Regions from separate parts of the Homo sapiens genome. Here regions 1 and 3 are each linked to region 2. Evidence: chromatin loops called from intact Hi-C (ENCODE). Cell type or tissue: endothelial cell of umbilical vein. All regions are shown on one strand. Each heading gives the region's core, and the rest is flanking DNA. Links, peaks and the distances in the headings are about the cores only.

The links. Hi-C counts contacts between places; a loop is a spot of excess contacts. Peaks named below come from ENCODE experiments on the same cell type or tissue, not always from the same donor. Only the 100,000 strongest peaks of a DNase experiment are listed, where the experiment ranks them.
Region 1: it touches region 2 in a loop (2.3-fold over the local background); 5 of 110 quality-filtered maps call a loop at or near these places.
Region 3: a loop joins it to region 2, with 15 times the contacts of the local background. A loop is called at or near these places in 18 of 110 quality-filtered maps.

What each region holds. Positions count from the first base shown.
Region 1 is chr7:115,849,674-115,853,034 of GRCh38, forward strand. No RefSeq gene overlaps it. Among named protein-coding and RNA genes, the nearest start is that of TFEC, 180 kb to the right of the region's middle. In endothelial cell of umbilical vein, for the core only: a CTCF peak has its summit at 1,829 (motif pointing left); a DNase peak (open chromatin) is centred at 1,818; H3K27me3 peaks cover 196 bases.
Region 2 is chr7:114,425,479-114,428,839 of GRCh38, forward strand. FOXP2 (forkhead box P2) reads left to right here. Exons shown (of 17, transcript NM_014491.4): 2 at 1,024-1,201. The coding sequence starts at 1,034. Among named protein-coding and RNA genes, the nearest start is that of FOXP2, 12 kb to the left of the region's middle. In endothelial cell of umbilical vein, for the core only: no CTCF peak of the experiment used is centred there; a DNase peak (open chromatin) is centred at 1,573.
Region 3 is chr7:114,661,682-114,665,042 of GRCh38, forward strand. FOXP2 (forkhead box P2) reads left to right here. Exons shown (of 17, transcript NM_014491.4): 14 at 384-505; 15 at 1,769-1,838; 16 at 2,592-2,755. Among named protein-coding and RNA genes, the nearest start is that of MIR3666, 10 kb to the left of the region's middle. RefSeq lists an enhancer at 1-342. In endothelial cell of umbilical vein, for the core only: no CTCF peak of the experiment used is centred there; no DNase peak of the experiment used is centred there.

The DNA of each region.
Region 1 (3,361 bases), core at 395-2,894, 1.4 Mb after region 2:
GCTGAAAGAAAATAATATAGTATTGGAACACCTAGCTAATCACTTGATTGGATTTTGCATTTCTTTTGCTCTTTATAAACCTGCCTTACTAAATGCTTAAAGACCTTTGAACTTGACAGAATTCTGAACAACTTCATTCTTGAACCATACATTTTTAACTGATATTTAAAATGCTATCTGATTGAATTTTGTTTACCTCATATGAATTTTTAACTTGCTTTTGCATCTTTTGAGATCAATTTATAGTCATGATGTATTGTATAAATTTGCTTTTGTTAGCTCAAACAAAACAATTTATTTCAAGGAAGTGTGTGAGAATAATTAAGACAGGAATAGGAATCTTAGCCATGTAATCAGTCTTCATAAGAACACAGGGAAAAGAGTCATAGTTGACTCTTTATATTTTGGTTGTCATTAATTTTCTCTGAAATCGGAATGCACTCAGGTAGTGGAAGTATCCAAAGTTGAACCAGTGACTGCATTACCTTGTTGCTCACCCCCCCGACAGTGGTAATTAATGATTTTTTCTCATGTGGTCTCTCAGTTGATCTGTATGTTTTTCTTCTGCACCTGCCAACTAAAAACATTACTTTTACTGTGTGATGATGTTTTTCTACTTCACAGCATATACTAATTTAGAATTTATCCTTAATTATGCCATTTTCTCCCTTCTAGCAATTACATGTTGCCTTTTCTCTATGGTCTTTTAGCTTATGTTTCTGCTACCAACATGTTGATATTTTCTCCATATCTCTAGTTCAAATTACAAAGAAGTAGACTTTTATTGATTTTGGCCAATTAATGATCTTTCTTCTTGGGAATAACTCAATTCCAAACCACCTCATAAGTTCCTAGCTGTTTCATGGATTGACTCTCATTGAGTTGATGGTTAACTCCTGATCAAATCAGTAACCATCAGTAGTGTAAGTTCATGTGGCAGACAATATGATCACCAACTTTAGGTTAGAATCCAAATAAAATTACTTCTCTCAGCAAATTACTCACCACATGAAAGGGATATATTGGACTGGTAGAACAGACCAGAAACTTTGAAAGGTCCTCCATAGTACACAACTCAATCTAAAAATACCAATGAAAGAGAGTTCCCCAAAGAATTTCTCATCGCTGGTTCCCGCCAGTGGCTTTTATAACTTTGTATCAGCACCAACAGTGACTTCAGTTGACTGTGCTGATGAACAATGATGGGATCTCCCATGGGTTTCTCTTTTTGACAGTTCCCTATGTCCCTTACCAACAGCTTGCTAGCCTCTTGGAGAATGAAGAGTTCACAATTGCCCTGTCAGCATAACATACAACTAAGCCATAGCTGAGGCAAAGCTTTTTTAGAGTTTTTATAGTCACCTCAAATTTGCAGTTGTTGTGACCATTTCACTGAGCCCTCCTTGACTCAGAGTCAGCTCAACTGCTACAATGTTCAATATTCCCTCTTGGGGGTGGGGGCAGGGGTGGCAGGAAGGAGCTCGCTCTACCCCCTCATGCATTATAAAGATGAAAACATGTTCATTTAATTTAAATCTTACCACTGCGAATTTGGACTTTGCTTTAATTCTCTTCTACCTTTGTAAAAACTATTTATTAAAAAAAGGCAAATTCGGCATAGATGCTTAGAGTTTGAAGGAATCCTTTAGATTATATAGTCAGTACCCCTAATTTTAGAGATGAAGAGAAAAAGCTCCTCCTCAAGTACCCCCTAGAAAATATTCAAGTGGTTACTCCCTTTCCATCTGTCAATAGATGAGACTAGAACTCAGGCTCTTGACTCTTAAGCCCAGTGCTCTTTCTACTATACCATGCTGCCCCCTTGTGTTAATCAGATTTCTTAAGAATTAGTGATTTCATTCACAAGAACAAATTTTATCTGATTGAAAGAGCTATTTGCAAAACATGAATGCATAAGCTTATATAAAAGGATCAGAAGATCCGACATAAACCTCCATTTCACAGTATTTTACCATTTATTTGTATTACTATGCATACTTAAAAACATATTTGTCTTTTCTTCTAATATTAAATTATGTCTTCTTCTAAGATAAAATTAAGGCCCTAAAAGGTAAAGATCGAACACAAAGTTGTGTATTGCAGTGGGAATGAAGGGACAGTCTTACTTTTAAAAAATCACCATCTTTAATTGATCCTCAACCTGTCTTAATATATCAATGATTCTTTTTACTGTAGTTATAGATAGGGTTAATTGGTGTCCTGAGGCATCATGGAGGTCCCTGAGAAAAGTCACAGAATAAAGGGAATAGAAGAACCACCTTTTTAATAGTAAGCATTAAACATTGTGAAAAGTAATAGAAAAAATAACCCAACTTAGAGCATAATAGTCAATTTTACCATATATTTTCACTCAACCCCCTCCCAACAGAAAGTATATTTATAAATAGAAGAACAAAACCAATAAAATATAAGTAAAAAATTAAAAAAACTCTGACTCGATCTGTTATAAGAAGAATTTAAAAGTGTAGAACCGATGTATCGGGGGAAGACAGAAACAGAAGAAAAAATAGGGTAACTAATAAATGAGAGGAAGCAAAGAATTAATTATTGCACTAAGAAGGCTGATATATTGAGCTCATTTTAAAATGTCTTTAAGAAAGAATGAAGAAGAAAAATTTAAATAAGGAGGAACTAATAAAGACAATGAAAATTGCTTATAAAAATGTTAAGGAAAATGTGGAGGACATTTTAAAATAGACTAGTGATTCAGAGCATCTTAAGTAGGATTGTGGAGGCCCTTTTAAAAAAATCTGTGACCAAGACATAGTCAAACATGTAAGCATTGACTTGTATTTTATGTTCTTCATTAACTTTGAATTTTCACAAACATATAAATTACACCTTAAAATATGTATCATTCAAGAAGGATTTCACAGGAGGTGCAGAATCAGTACATACATCTCTATTGCTCTCCTTTTCCTCTTACCTCTGAGTTTCTTTCTGATCATCTTTGAAGAGATTGCTAGCATAAAATGGCATTTGACTAGCATTCCCCAATACAGCCCATTCCAGCCCTATACCCAAATGCCCAGGAAGAACAGAAAACAACAAAAGTTCATAACATTGAAAAGTAACATTGAATAACAAATCACCATTGGAAATGTTGAGAAACACCCATCTATACTCTGTAGTATATTAACCTTAGGAAATGGAGTCCATTAATTTAAACAGCAGGAAGATGTTTTGCAATTCTCTGTTGTCTAAGCCTTGAATCATGAGCTGTACAAACCCCCAAACTGTCCATCCACTTAATTCTTCACGAATGAAGGTGGCAACATCACTGTTTTCTGCCCTTCCTTCATTCTTATTTAATATTCATTCAGAAATAACTAGTTATAGG
Region 2 (3,361 bases), core at 291-2,790:
ACATTGGTTCTTTATTTACTGCAAGGATTTCCACTGATCTTGGCAGGACATCTCATTGCTATCCTGAAAGTACAGTATATTTATGCAGTGAAAATGATAAAACATTTATTACTGTAGAGAAGGTAATATGCATAATTTATGCTGTTTTTAGCACAATCATTAGTGATATTCTTGATAGATTTTATTTCCAGCTTTCATATCTTATACATGCCTGGAAAATTAATTTTATATCTTTCATTTATTTGCCTATGTTAAAATTGAGTTTTAAGTCATCTTCAAGTGAACAGTTTGATTGCTGCTCATGCATAAGCTTAATTACTTCCCAGGAAGGACAGTATTAAATGTTTTAAATGTCAGAAAAATAAATGAATATGAGCTGTTTGATTAAAAAAATAGGCAATATCTGACGTGTTTGCAGCAGGAGCTTTTTCTTAAAATGCCTCCAAGGCAAAATTTTATTTAGTCACAAAAAAAGAAACCCATTATACTATTTATCATTGGTTGGTACCATATGATTTGTAACACCCTTACAAAATTTTAATTTTGTATGATTAGCTGTGCATCATTAAACAACAGCCTTGCATAAGATGTGCTGTAAAATTCTGACAGAATCAAGATAGTGAATATTTAAAATAAGGCTGTATAGTCATCCATGGTTGTCAAAGGTAGATAATAGGAAACAGAACAGAGTGTGCAATCATGCCTTCATTTAAACTGGTTTTATAGGTAGATTTTAAAATGTGGTCATTCATAAATGCTATTGACCATGCTATATGCATGGTATGTTACTTTGGCTGTTAAATGTAACCGCACAAAAATTGCTTATAGAAACCATAATTTCAATGATTAGCATCTGGATGAAAGCTGAATTTGTATTGCTTTCCTTGGTAAATGACTATTCAAGGCTTTTTTCTTCCCCCTCTTCTAAAGATGCTGTCTCTGTAATTGGCAGAGAGGGACATCTTGATAATGGAAGTGTGAAGGTGTAACGTGTGTTAATTGATACTTCTTAATCACTTTTAGGTATTAAGTCATGATGCAGGAATCTGCGACAGAGACAATAAGCAACAGTTCAATGAATCAAAATGGAATGAGCACTCTAAGCAGCCAATTAGATGCTGGCAGCAGAGATGGAAGATCAAGTGGTGACACCAGCTCTGAAGTAAGCACAGTAGAACTGCTGCATCTGCAACAACAGCAGGTAAGTTTTGTTTTCCTCAGTGCTTCCTTAAAACAAATAAGCTTGTTTTATTGAATATGAAAAATGTATTCATAGCAAACTGAGCATGTTGTGTTAAGCTAAAAGATGCTGAGAATTTATTATTATTTGGAACATGATTGAAGGATGAGTAAAGAGATAAGATTTTCATATTAGTTACGTCATACCAGTACCAGAGTACCCTTCAGGTGTCAGGATATTAATTAAGCTCACAGGATGATTTTTGGAAGGTCTGTAAAGCTTTGTAACAAATATTTTATAGCTTCTAGTTTACTATCTTACATTGTGCTGCAGAACGTGATACTTAGTTTTCCACCAGAGGGCCACATTACTTGATACTTGCTTATACAATGAATTTCTTCAAGTCTGAGCTAAGGTGAAAAGGACCACAAGGACTTTTCAAAAGACAGATGCTTGCCTGCGTTAGCTGCAAATATTAGCTATTAATTAGTTGAAATCTGCTGAGAGATTGTAAATCATGTAAACACTACGATCTGTTGCTTTTCTTGAAATTCATTCCAAGATATTTTGAATATACATCTTTCAATAACATTAAAGAGCACTTTTTGTGTTCTCCTAAGTGTCTCATAAAATGCAATATTCTCTTTAAATCTGGAAATGTTAACAACTACAAAATAAAGGTACACTTTTAAGTAGTCTGTTATTCATTTTATAAGAGATTACTTTTTCCTGATTTTGTAAAAAAAAAAAAAAATTCTTTTCAACCAAAAAATAGCCACTTCATTCTTCACTGACTCAAGTCTGTAGAAACAGTGACAGAGAAAAGAAAGCTTTGAAAGCATATACTTATATTAGGCCAGAATGAGTACACTTGTTTGAAAAGTTTATATTTGTTTTAAAATAAATATTATTTCTTTGTAACTCTGAATTGCACTTAAACTAAATGCCTAAAAATCATTAAAATTACATCCATTAAAATAATGATTATTGAAAAGATTGCAAATTATGTGAAATAATTCACATTTTAAGGTAGTATATAATGAGAAAAATACATCTCAAAAGTTAAAGCAAATGCCCACACTAGAGTAAAATTTAATAGATACATTATTTTAAACAATAACAGCATTAAAAAAGTTACATGGGTTGAATAATGTCTTAACCTTTAGGCATTGTTTTCAAGAATAATCTTTTATAAGAGCTACATAGTACTTTTGAATGGTTTATCTATTATTTTACAATTTTCATTTTTTTCACAGACAATAAGTATTAGAAAAACAATTTATATTTTGTTTTAACAATCATAGGAATTATATGCCTACCACAGTCCCAGGATTAGCTTATTTTACTGGTTACTTTAATAAATACAGTTTTTCAGGATAGCCCTTTTCTGCCTTTGGTGTATTCGCAGGAAATATCACACCAGTGGAATGCTACAATATTCCTCCTAATTTCCCTAAGTGAGAGTCCTAAGTATTTTTAGCCAGATTCAATTTTGCCTGCAAATCCAGTGGATTGCGTTTATAAAGCCAAGTAAAAATAGTAATTGTAAATGAACATCGCAGTTGAGTATCAGTAGATGATAGGTTATGAAAAAATGCCAAGAAATCTTTCTTTATTTTCATAGCTCCAATTGGATGTTAAATAAACAGAAAATGAGTAAAATCATAGCTATAGATTTTAGTACTCTGGAGGCATTTTGATTAGGTCTATAAGGTGTGTTTATAACCTGAGTTTGAAGTTTACTTTGTTCTATGCAGTTCATTATGTAAACCATAAACAAGAGTAAACACAAAAGTTATGCCCTTCAGATGACTGAGAAACTTCAGTCATGTATTGTATGTCTGTAGAGTGCCTTCTAAAAGTGATTTAACACAATGGGTATGGTGGGTGCCTACATAGCTACTTTAGGAAGTGTCTACAGAAATATATGTAATAATTTAATAAATAAACATGCAAAAACCTTTGTAAATATCCCTTCCCTTGGTTATGTTTTAACTATATTAATATAGTTAGGTACCTAAGGTTACTGAATTTTTTGTTCTTTCATGAATGTATTTTAGAATGGGGCTTTAAGTTCATTAAGGATTAACATATCTTTTCTATAAAATTGATGCAGTTATTGCCTTTAATTCTAACATTCGCTATATTTCAAAACTAAAAACCATAAAGCATATTTATTAA
Region 3 (3,361 bases), core at 395-2,894, 240 kb after region 2:
GCAGGACTGGTTCCTTTGGACATTTCAACCATCCCTGAGTGCTTGATCAGGGACACAACAGAGCTGACCTAATTGTTCTGGCATTTTCAAAGATACTGTAATTTGTACAGATATTGCAATTTAGACCAGTTCAATGAAAGGAAGGTTTTGACACAGCTATTATTAAAATAGCTTGGAAGGTTCTCTTATCACAAAGTTCAAACTGCAGATTCCAGTAATTTGTAAGTTTGAGGTTTGTAATATCATGCCATATTTTGATTTTAATACTTAAACATGTTAAGATTTTTCACTCTGATTAAGTAAGATCAATAATGTAGTATGTTGGGCTGCCTTATTAGACAATATTATTTTTGCCATTTTTTCTTCTCTTCTGTCTGCTTTAGAATGCAGTACGTCATAATCTTAGCCTGCACAAGTGTTTTGTTCGAGTAGAAAATGTTAAAGGAGCAGTATGGACTGTGGATGAAGTAGAATACCAGAAGCGAAGGTCACAAAAGATAACAGGGTATGTTTGTGATAGTTTTGTAATCCTGTATCCTGCATCCACCAGGAAAAGTAAATACTTTAAGTTGGGGCTGGGGTGGGGAGACAGTTAGCTTAATGGCATGCTAACATTCTCGTGGCAATGAACTGCATTTTGAATCTAGGTGTAGGTGGCATAAATCAACAGTAGCCTATCAATTTTTTCCGTAAAAATCATCACAGGACTGTTTTGGTTACTATTTTCATCAATTCAGCATTTCTACGTGTATCAAAAAATTGTTTTTCAAGATGGAACATGCTTTCTAGAGAGAGAGAGACACTTCCTGTTTTTATACAATACAGTAGCTTCCAGTAGAAGCTAAAAGGCTTTTTAAAAATGAGGCTAATTTTGCATATACTGGTAATCCTGAAAGTACCTTTTTATGAAGAATTTATGAGAAGACTTTATAAAAAAATAAGGCTATTTCTTTCTCAAATACTCTCATTTTCCAAGACAAACTTTATCATTTGGACCTACCTTGCTTTTACTCCAACTGTGATGGTTTTCTGTACAGTGCTGTTGAGATGACCAAGGTATACTAGTGTGAGAAAATTACTGGCTGGGAAGTTTGAATTTTGTTTGTTTTATAGAGAACAAGACTGCCAAACTTAAGTCCAAAATATAGTAAAACACATTTTGTGCTTAATTAACTCCATGTAGAATTTACTTATTCCCCCAAACTTCTACTGCCTAATATGAAGAGATGACTTTAATGTATTTTATCTACTATTGGCCCTTGACTTTTGATTTCTATAGTCAAGTATGTGCTAATATCTGCATTCAAGAAATAGTTAATCTATTATGTTGTCATTTAATTAACTATGGTAATTTGTTATGTTAATTCATGGTGTTCTAGAAATTAACCATTAATTATTTCCTGATTGCATCAAATTGGTAATTGTATTGTATATTTACATTTTAAAAATTTTGTATGAATGTTGCTGTTCTTGCAAATGAAACCTTCACACAACTAGAAACAGGTTTAAGGATCCTCAAGGTCATGTCTCACTTTGCCTGCACACCATAGTCTAAAGTTTCATTTCTTATATTCCTGGATCAAGTTAATATGTATTATGTAAAGGGTTATATATTTGAACTCTATTACCTTATTTTTGTGGCCTTATATACATCCAGTATGGACTATTAGTGTGAGACAAGCCAGAACATACCTTTATAGCTGAGACTATTGATATCCACGTTTTATATTTTGACGTATAAATGATCTTTATATATTTTTTTTTTCAGAAGTCCAACCTTAGTAAAAAATATACCTACCAGTTTAGGCTATGGAGCAGCTCTTAATGCCAGTTTGCAGGTAATGTACTTTCCCAGTTTTGTTGTATTTGAATGTTTAGGGCTTTTTTTTTTTTTTTGGCATGTCTTTGTATTTAGGTGAGATTGTGATTGTTCTTAATAGTTGGTTTATCATCCAAGTTGTAGTACCTAGTACTATAGACAGCACTGGTTCTAATTCAAGCTACTTTTGATGTGAAGAAGCAAGAAGGACACCCTGTGGCAAAATCTGGAACATTCGGTTTTTCTGCAAATGCTAGATTGATAGAAGCTTTTGCAAGTGCATGTGGCTATGCATTAATATTTATCCAGGCTGTCATAAATGATTTCACATCATAGTGTTGGGGAACATGGTGCTTGTGGCAAAAACTTTAAAGTTTAATTATAATATATAATTTTTATGCAGAGGAGGCAAATGTCAGGACTTCTTTATTTTGAGTTAAGTTCTGGTCATTTTTAAAAAGCAGAGCAACTGCTTATATTAAACTGGAGTATTTCATTACATGTGTGGATTCAACATTTCATTATGCCAAAGGTTGAAACATGAGTGAGAAAGTTTGCTGCAAGGACGATTGTTTATATTTTCACATCGCACTTAATTTCCTTGCATCTCTGCCACAAGTAGCCAGTTAGGAATTTTTTTTCAATACATTTTCTTTTAATCCTTCTAAAATATCTATTTCCTTATTGGAACCCATTAAAAGAAGATACATGTTTTAAAAATTATTTTAAATGCCATTTTGAAAGTTGTTTTACACAATCTTCATTTCACTAGGCTGCCTTGGCAGAGAGCAGTTTACCTTTGCTAAGTAATCCTGGACTGATAAATAATGCATCCAGTGGCCTACTGCAGGCCGTCCACGAAGACCTCAATGGTTCTCTGGATCACATTGACAGCAATGGAAACAGTAGTCCGGGCTGCTCACCTCAGCCGCACATGTAAGTGTGGTTAACAGACTCTCTAAAGGGAAGAATCTATATTAATATGCTTCTTAAATTTAGAATTTTTCCGAAGTTTTTACTGTTGTATAAGTTGAAAATACAAATTTAAGTGGAGTTAAATTATACCACGTTCATAATATGACAAAGTTTATCAAAATCGGTTTTAATACATTTTTTAGATGATCTCAAATGCCATATCATTATTGTTCCAGCAGTCCTCTACAGATTCTTAGTACTACTAATGTTCTCTTGGGCATAAAGCAGTGTCTAAGATGAATCTACATCTTATGGGTCATTATCACAGGTTGGTTTGTATGGTGCAATAAGAATATTCATGATGGAATAAGTTGTTATAATTTTTACTACTGTTACAGGTCTCTAAACCATTTATGAACTGTAGTCAAGATATTGCCCGTTTTTATAAACCGTAAAATGCAAAGTTTAACTGTTACCCACAGTTTACATAGAAGCTAGTAAAGTGTAACTTTTTGCCTGTCTTATAAATCAGTGTAATTATATATTCAACTTTAATTACTGGTGCGTCTGTATTGGCAAGGTTTATAAGTTATATTTTATGCAAGACTACGATTCCTATTAATATTT